Regions from separate parts of the Homo sapiens genome. Here region 1 is linked to region 2. Evidence: read pairs that join two places in POLR2A ChIA-PET (ENCODE). Cell type or tissue: K562. All regions are shown on one strand. Region 1 holds the start of ATXN7L3 (ataxin 7 like 3). Region 2 overlaps HDAC5 (histone deacetylase 5).

Region 1 (4,000 bases), 100 kb before region 2:
TAAGAAGTTTTTCTTTTTCTTCTTTTTTGTTTTGTTTTGAGACGGAGTCTCGCTCAGTTGCCCAGGCTGGAGTGCAGTGGCGCAATCTCAGCTCACTGCAACCTCCGCCTCCCGGGTTCAAGCGATTCTCCTGCCCAAGCCTCCCGAGTAGCTGGATTACTACTATTGCCTAAGCCTCCCGAGTAGCTCCTGGGATTACAGGAGCCCGCCACCACGCCCAGCTAATTTTTGCATTTTTGCAGGCTGGTCTCGAACTCCTGGCCTCCCAAAGTGCTGGGATTACAGGCCTGGGCCACCGCACCCTGCCCAAGAAGCCTTTCTTGACCAACTCTCTTACATCATTTGATGTCTCCTTTTGTCTACCTCTGTTTTCTCTCTGTTGTTTTCCTCACACTGTTTTGCAATTATTATCCTACCTATCTATCCACAAGACAGTGAACTTCTTGAAGAAGCACAACTGTCTTATATCATCTTTTATCCCAGCACCTGGAGCACCGTGAGAATAACAGCTAAGATTTACCAAGCACTTACACAGAGCTAAGAGTTTCACATGCACTGACTTGTTAATCACTACAGCAACGCAAGGAGATAGGACTATCATTATGCCCACTGACAACAGAGGAAACTGAGGCACAGGAAACTCATTTGCTAGGCCCAACGATTTAAATTCAAATCAGACGCCTGATCTGAACTACTCTGGAATATCGCCTCAATAAATGTTTGCTGTTTCTCGGGAGAAATCGGTGAGAAAAAAATAAGTATTTGCTGAAAACTAAAAACCAAAGATGGCTCCAAGTATGTGATTACAGACTATCCTCCTTTTTAATCTTATCTCTTGAGGGGAGAGGGCTGTCACACAACCGTTCCAGGACACCACACACAGAGTAACCGAGATGAAAGCGCCAATCCAGCCATCCACCGCGGCTGGGAAAAGGCCTGTCCCTTCCTAAGGTAAAGAGGGACTGAGAGCGTGAGCACAGGGACACGCTGCACCCAGGGGAACAGCACTGGGTCGGGGGAAGGATCTGGCCAGTGACAAGGAGGCTGTCTGGAGGGGTGGGGGTCCAGCGTGGGTTCCGGAAGCAGGAAAGGCGAGCAGGTGTGGGATCTAAATTAGGACGAGGGGCGGGGAGGGCGCTCCGCGCAGAAGGGCGCAGCTCGGCCTCCGACCTCAGCAGCGGACCCTCATCTCGGCCGCTTGTTGGTCCGCAAGCCTGGAGTGGGCTGAGACCCGCCCAGAAACCGGGAGAACTGAGGCGCGGGCGAGCCCCTTAGGCTCCACAGGCTTTCCGCCCCGAGGTCCTAACTGCGCCCCACTTCAAGTCTGGCCTCTTCACAGAAGTGGCTGCACGCCTCGGGGTAAAGGGGGGAGCGGAGGGTGGCGGGGGAGAGAGCGGGGAGCCCCGAGGGAAGGGCGGGGGAGCCTGGGCCGGAAGGCGTCCCAGGCTCGGCTGGCAGCCGGCGCTCTCTTTCGACGCCACCCGCTGCCCCCGCCCCCGAGCCGGCCGGGACGGCAAAACGTCTCCGCCCCCAGCGCACCGCGCACCTCACCTTGAACGCCGCCCCACCCACCCCCATCTTATTGGTCCTCCCGGGCCGAGGCCTCCCTGCGATTGGTCGGGGAGGTCCGCGAAGGCCCCGCCCATCTCTCCGCCCCCGTCCCCGTCCGCCGGTACTTTGGACGGCGGCGTGGCGCCCCTCCTCCCCTCCCGGTCCCCGCCCCCTGGAGCAAATGCTGCCGAGCTGCGGCCGCGGGGCAGATGCACGCGCTCGGGCCCTTCTAGCAGGCGCGAGCAGTCGCTGGGCGCGCGAAAGCGAAAGAAGGAAGAGGAAGGGAGGGGGAGGGCGGGGTGTTGGGGAGGGGCGGGAGGAGGAAGAGGAGGAGGTTGGAGCGCGCTCGCGCTTGGCCTCGCGCCCGCGCAGAGGGAGGGGGAGAGGGGCGCGCGCGCGCACGCTCGCGTTCACGCTCGCTCCATCCATCCATCCTCCGGTCGCGGCACACGCGCGCGCGCTCCGGGCTCGCGCCGCACCCCCCGCCCGGGAGAGGCGGGCTGGAGTGGGGGGCGGGGGGAGGGGCGCGCGGACGGCGCGCGGACTGCGCGCGGGCGGGGTGAGGTGAGGAGGAGGAGGCGGCGACGGGACAAGAAGGGAGGGGAAGGGGCCATGGCCGCCCGGTGAGGCGGCCAGGCGGGGGGGCGGCCCGACCCCCCGGCCCCGGGCCCTGGGCCCCGGGGAGAGGCGAGGACGGACCGACGGACATGGGGCTCCGGAGCAGCCGCCGCCGTCGCCGCCGCCGGAGGACGCGGCCCTGAGAGGCTGCCGGGCCCCGGCGCGGCCCCCCGGGCGGGGTGAGTACGGGACGGAGACGGGGACGGGGACGGGGGAGGGGCCTGTGGGGGGCGGGGGGCGGGGCCCAAGGCGGGGCTTGGGCCCCCTCCCCCCAGGTCTGGGTCAGCGCCCCTTCCCCTCCCCCCGGGCCGACGCGGAAACGCCCGGCTTCCCCCAGCTTCCCGGCCGGGCCGGGGCCCCTGGCTCTCCCCCGTCTGGGTCCCCCTTGGGCGGGGCAGGGCCGGCCGGGGAGGGGGCGCGGGGCCTTTGTTAGGGAGCCAGGCCCCAGCCCCCGGGACAATAGAGACACCCTCCCGGACTCCTCTCCCCGGCCGGCCGGGGCTGCTGGCGGGCGGGGAAGGAGAGGGGCTGGGACGCGTCCCACTCTCTGGGGGTCGGTCTGTCCCGGCCCGGCGCCGGCCCCGGCGGCTCGGCTGTCCTCCCCCCAGTCGGTATGATGCAGCAGCAGTGCCGCAGGGACGGGGGAAGAGCCGAGGCCCGGCCTCCTACCCTTCCCAGTGCCCCCGGCTCATTCGTCAGTCCCCACCCCACTCTAGGCCGGCAGCTCCTGAAACTCGTACCCACCGTTCCGAGGGGCCCTGGGTTGTGGGTTCTGTGTCTGAATCCTTGGGTGGGGGTTCCTGGACTTTGGGGCTCTTGGAGAGACTTCCGGGCTGGTCCTGAGGGAGGGCGGGTGGTTATTTAAAGGAAGAACAGGTAAGGGGAGTGCCCGCTCCTGGCGTGCCACCCTACCAGGCTCTTCCCCCCCACCCCCCGCCGTTCCTGCTCATGGTGGCTAGAAATGTCCCTTAGCTCTAGGCTCCTGTGGGCTCTGCTCCCCTCGTGGAGTGGCAGGCTGATTTCAAGGGAAGACAGAGTGGGGTGAAGGTTGTAGGGTCCTAGGGCCATTTCTACTTCTGGTAGCAGTACCCCCCCAAGTGGACATCCTGGCTGAAAGCAGAGGTGACTCTGAGGAGAGTCTTTAGGGAAGGCGGGGGGTGTATTTAGGAGTCTGTGCAGTTCTTTGCCACACCCTGTGGGTTTGCTTTGAGGCCTTGGAGTTCCTTCTCCTCCCCCTGCTGCATTGCACCATGGGTATCAAAGAGGGGTTTGAGTTTTGGGGACCTAGGGTGAGCTGCTGCCTCCTATAGACCCAGACTCTGATTGGCAGTGGAGTCCAGGGCCTGAGCTCAGGCCTGGGAAAGACTAGGCCCCCTTTAGGTTTCAGGCCTTGAAGGACCATCCAGACTTAGGGAGCCTGGGCCTTGGGGAGGGAGAGACCCTGATGCCAGGACTGAGCTTTGGGCAGCGAGGTGGGGAGGGAAGGTGGCCGCATTCAGAGGTGCCTTGGACTCACAACAACACCCCCACCCCCGTGTGTGCAGCCGTGTTGCCGCCCGCTGTGCTATGAGCAGTCAGAGCGCCGTCTCCACAAGAGTTTACAAATGAAAATGGAGGAAATGTCTTTGTCTGGCCTGGATAACAGCAAACTAGAGGTGAGGGCTCCCCCACGTGTGCCTCCAGTTCTTTCTCTTGATGTCTCTACGTCGCTGTATCTGGCATCCACACCAAAGAGGAATTTGGGTAGTCAGCCTTGTTCCTTAAAGGGAATAGCCAGCTGAAAAAGCCAAGGATCCAGGAAGAAGAAAGAACACGAAGTCAAGATGGGGAA
Region 2 (4,000 bases):
CCGGCATTGCCGGGAGCAGCAGGTTGACGGCTGTCCATTGCTTGGCTGAGTGATCAGAGTGCCACGGGCCAAGCCAAGCTTGACTAAGAACAGATAACCCTCCGGCCAGCTCAGGGCCTTGCTGAGCACTTCACGGGCTGGGGAGACCTGAGCTGGCTGCCATTTCCTTGCCACCATCGTGGGCTGTGGCTAGTTACCTCCAGGAAGGCCTTCTGCAGTTTCCAAGGACCCTTTCTCCTGGTGCTGGGGCAGGACATGGGTTGGGAATGAAGATGAGTATGTGTAACCCCACCCTCTGGCCACATCTGGCCACTTCTGCACATGTGGCTCTGGCCTTGTGGCCACAGAGTCGTCAGTATGGCTGGCGGGAAAACCACAGAGGAATGTTCCCAACCATGCCTGGGGGAGAAGAGGCTGGTGGGGACTGCTACATCATGCTGAGCTTTTACCTTCTCCCACCCCACCCTGCCTGCAGGGGGTTCCAGAGGCCATACTCCAGGCATGTGGGTGGCATGGCCTTGGCCTCGGCCTCCAGCAGGCCTTGCTCCTGCCTTGGTGACACCCATTCAGTGCTAGGTTCTCTGGAGAGATCCAGACCCATCTAAACAGGTGTGGGGGCCTCTCTTAGCCCACCCTTTGCCACCTCCTACCTCCCACCTCCCTCTCTTCTCTTTAAAAATTGTTCGGCTGGGTGTGGTCACTCATGCCTGTAATCCCAGCACTTTGGGAGGCCGAGGCGGGTGGATCACCTGAGGTCAGGAGTTCGAGACCAGCCTGACCTACATGGTGAAACCCCGTTTCTACTAAAAATACAAAAATTAGCTAGGCCTGGTGGTGGGCGCCTGTAATCCCAGCTGCTTGGGAGGCTGAGGCAGGAGAATTGCTTGAACCCAGGAGGCGGAGGTTGCAGTGAGACTCCATCTAAAAAAAAGGCCAGGGGCAGTGGCTCATGCCTGTAATCCCAGCCCTTTGGGAGGCCGAGGCGAGCGGATCACCTGAGGTCAAGAGTTTGAGACCAGCCTGGCCAACATGGTGAAACCTTGTGTCTACTAAAAATACAAAAAAATTAGCTGAGCGTGGTGGCGGGTGCCTGTAATCCCAGCTACTTGCGGGGCTGAGGCAGGAAAACTGCTTGAACCCAGGAGGCAGAGGTTGCAGTGAGCCGAGATTGTGCCACTGCACTCCAGCCTGGATGACAAGAGCAAAACTCCATCTCCAAAAAAAAAAAAAACAAAAAAAAACCAAAACTTGTTTTTTGTTTTTTTTTTCCCTCTCTCGCCTCTTAATGCTGGGGGGTGGTCTGGAGAGAGGCCAGCTCATGAAGGCAGAAGATACTGGTAGCCAGAAGGATTTCGGGGTCCTTTTTTCTCAGGCCTGGGCTGGAGTGGGCCACTTTGCCACAGGAGTCTTCCCAGCCCCTCGTGACCTCCCTGGGCTGTAGCGAGGAGAGTGAGGGCTTTCTTTGGAGAAAGAAGTAGAAGAGAAACAGGAATGGGTTGGCCTGCCTCTCTCACTTCCGCCTTCCCAGGCAGTGGTATCCTGCCTTCCCCTTCCTGGCTGGAGACTTTGTGGGGCTTGGGCTGGGCTTGGGGCTCCCTGCTGGTGTGGTGTTTGCCCAGTTGTCCTGGCAACCACAGGGCAGTGGTGAGGAGTGACATGCAGTGACCTGAGAACTGTGTGTAGGTACAAAGAAGTGGAGACCTAGCCCTCCCATAAGCCCATTGGAACTTCGTGCACTCCCTGAGCCACTCGGCCCATTGTCCATGTGGGGACTGGACCCAAGGTCTTGGAACCCAGCAGGCCCTCCACTGCCTTCCCCTCCCCAGCAGCCTTCCTCTCCCCAGCCGGTTCTCCGTAAGACCAGAGTTCTGAGATCTCTGCCGAAGCTCCTGCCCTCCCCCTGCTGTTACCCTTCTTCCTGTCTGATTCCCTTTCCTTTCCTGTCTCCTCCTCCCACCTCCTCCCTGCTGCCTGCCCGCCCATCCTCTTATTCCCCCTCCCCCCAGGCACAGCTGCTGTTTGGCTCACTCTATATATAGCGGCATTTTCAGGGTAATTACAATAAAACTGTTGAAAGGAGATAATCCAGCAAAGGAAGCGAGTCTTGACTCCCAGCCCCCTCCTGTCCCTGGCTTGGTGCAGCCCTGCACCCCCTTTCCCCGAGGCCTCCTGTTCCCACCCCACCCCCATTCCCACAGCCTCTCCCTCCTGCCCAGTCTGCCCCAGATAGGGATGAGGCCCCAGAAGGGGACAGAGGGTAGAGATATCCAGAAGGTCTCCACCAGCCTCTCCTGGGGTTACCAAGGGCACTGTCAGTCCTAGAACCAACCTCTGTGCCTCAGTTTCTCTTCTAGTATGAGGCTTTGCATGGGGCACGGTGTTGAGAAATGGGAGCGGGCACAGTGGTTAAAAGCTTAGGATTTGGACTCATATTCTAGTTATTGGATCACCTAGCTGTGTCTGGTTGCTACTTAAACTTCTCTAAACCTCAGTTTCCTCATCAGTAAAATGGGGTAATAATAGCATCTAAGTCATAGGGTAACTGTGATATTTAAATGAGTCATTGTAAAATGCCCAGAGATGTTGACTATCAATGATAATATTATGTGTTGAAGGCTGGGCAGTGGCTCACGCCTATAATCCCAGCACTTTGGGAGGCTGAGGTGGGAGGATCGCTTGAGCCTAGGAGTTTAATTCAGCCTGGGCAACATAGTGAGACCCTGTCTCTACTAAAAAATTAAAAATTAGCCTGGTGCATTGGCATGCTCCTGTAATCCCTGCTACTTGGGAAGCTGAGGTGGGAGGGTTGCTTGAGGTCGAGGCTGTCATGAGCCACGATCATGCCATTGCATTCCAGCCTGGGCGACAGAGCAAGACCTTGTCTCTGATATATATATAGGTAGAGAGATAAATACACACACATATGTATGTGTGTGTGTATATATATATATACACACACATACGTACACACATATATATACACACACACACACAGATACATAAAATGCGTCGAGTAGTCACAATCTGTCAGGTACAGCTTCATGCTTATGCACATTTTCTTTATTTTTTTGAGATGGAGGCTCGCTCTGTCGCCCAGGCTGGAGTGCAGTGGTGCGATCTTGGCTCACTGCAACCTCCACCTCCAGGGTTCAAGCGATTCTCCTGCCTCAGCCTCCTGAGTAGCTGGGACTACAGGCGTGTGCCACCACGCCCAGCTAATTTTTTTTGTTTTTAGTAGAGACAGGATTTCACCATGTTAGTCAGGATGGTCTTGATCTCCTGACCTCGTGATCTACCCGCCTCAGCCTCCCAAAGTGCTGGGATTACAGGCAAGAGCCACCGCGCCCGGCCTCCCCCTTTTTGTTTTTTGTTTTTTTTTTTTCTGGAGACAGTCTTGCTCTGTCACCCAGGCTAGAGTGCAGTTGCATGATCTTGGCTCACTGCAACCTCCGCCTCCCGGGGTTCAAGAGATTCCCATGCCTCAGCCATCTGAGTGGCTGGGATTACAGGTGTGCACCATCACGCCCAAATAATTTTTGTATTTTTAGTAGTGAGGGGGTTTCATCATGTTGACCAGGCTGGTCTCAAACTCCTGGCCTCAGGTGATCTGCCTGCCTCAGCCTCCCAAACTAACCTGAGATTACAGGTGTGAGCCACCGTGCTCAGCCTGTATTTTCCTATTGAAGTTCATGGCTTCAGCCTCATTTAATTAAGGTAAAATGTTGCATCCATGGAGCAGAGGGATTTGACTTCCTCTCTGTCTCTGTTCTCTTTGGGTCTCCTAGAATCCTGCGTGGTAGCCTTTGGGCCTCAGGCATGACTGGAGTCTGGGGCTGGGCCCACTAACTCCTTCCTGTCTCTTCTGCCCACAGTGGAGGTGAAGCCGGTGCTGCCAAGAGCCATGCCCAGTTCCATGGGGGGTGGGGGTGGAGGCAGCCCCAGCCCTGTGGAGCTACGGGGGGCTCTGGTGGGCTCTGTGGACCCCACACTGCGGGAGCAG

The links. Peaks named below come from ENCODE experiments on the same cell type or tissue, not always from the same donor. Only the 100,000 strongest peaks of a DNase experiment are listed, where the experiment ranks them.
Region 1: POLR2A ChIA-PET joins it to region 2 with 5 read pairs; 4 of 35 experiments call an interaction of 5 or more read pairs at or near these places.

Annotation. Positions count from the first base shown.
Region 1 is chr17:44,197,844-44,201,843 of GRCh38, reverse strand. It overlaps ATXN7L3 (ataxin 7 like 3), which reads left to right and starts at 1,960. Exons shown (of 13, transcript NM_001382309.1): 1 at 1,960-2,348; 2 at 3,714-3,824. The coding sequence starts at 3,774. ATXN7L3-AS1 (ATXN7L3 antisense RNA 1) reads right to left here and starts at 3,004. Exons shown (of 2, transcript NR_184071.1): 1 at 2,914-3,004. RefSeq lists enhancers at 581-1,118, 1,119-1,657, 2,383-2,938, 3,289-3,583, 3,143-4,000 and silencers at 1,312-2,111, 2,212-2,821. In K562, a CTCF peak has its summit at 3,279; DNase peaks (open chromatin) are centred at 1,603, 1,963, 2,423, 3,333 and 1 weaker place; H3K4me3 peaks cover 2,958 bases.
Region 2 is chr17:44,093,707-44,097,706 of GRCh38, reverse strand. HDAC5 (histone deacetylase 5) reads left to right here. Exons shown (of 27, transcript NM_005474.5): 4 at 3,873-4,000. Among named protein-coding and RNA genes, the nearest start is that of G6PC3, 25 kb to the right of the region's middle. RefSeq lists an enhancer at 1,587-2,347. In K562, a CTCF peak has its summit at 1,906 (motif pointing left); DNase peaks (open chromatin) are centred at 402, 1,636 and 1,936; H3K4me3 peaks cover 1,009 bases.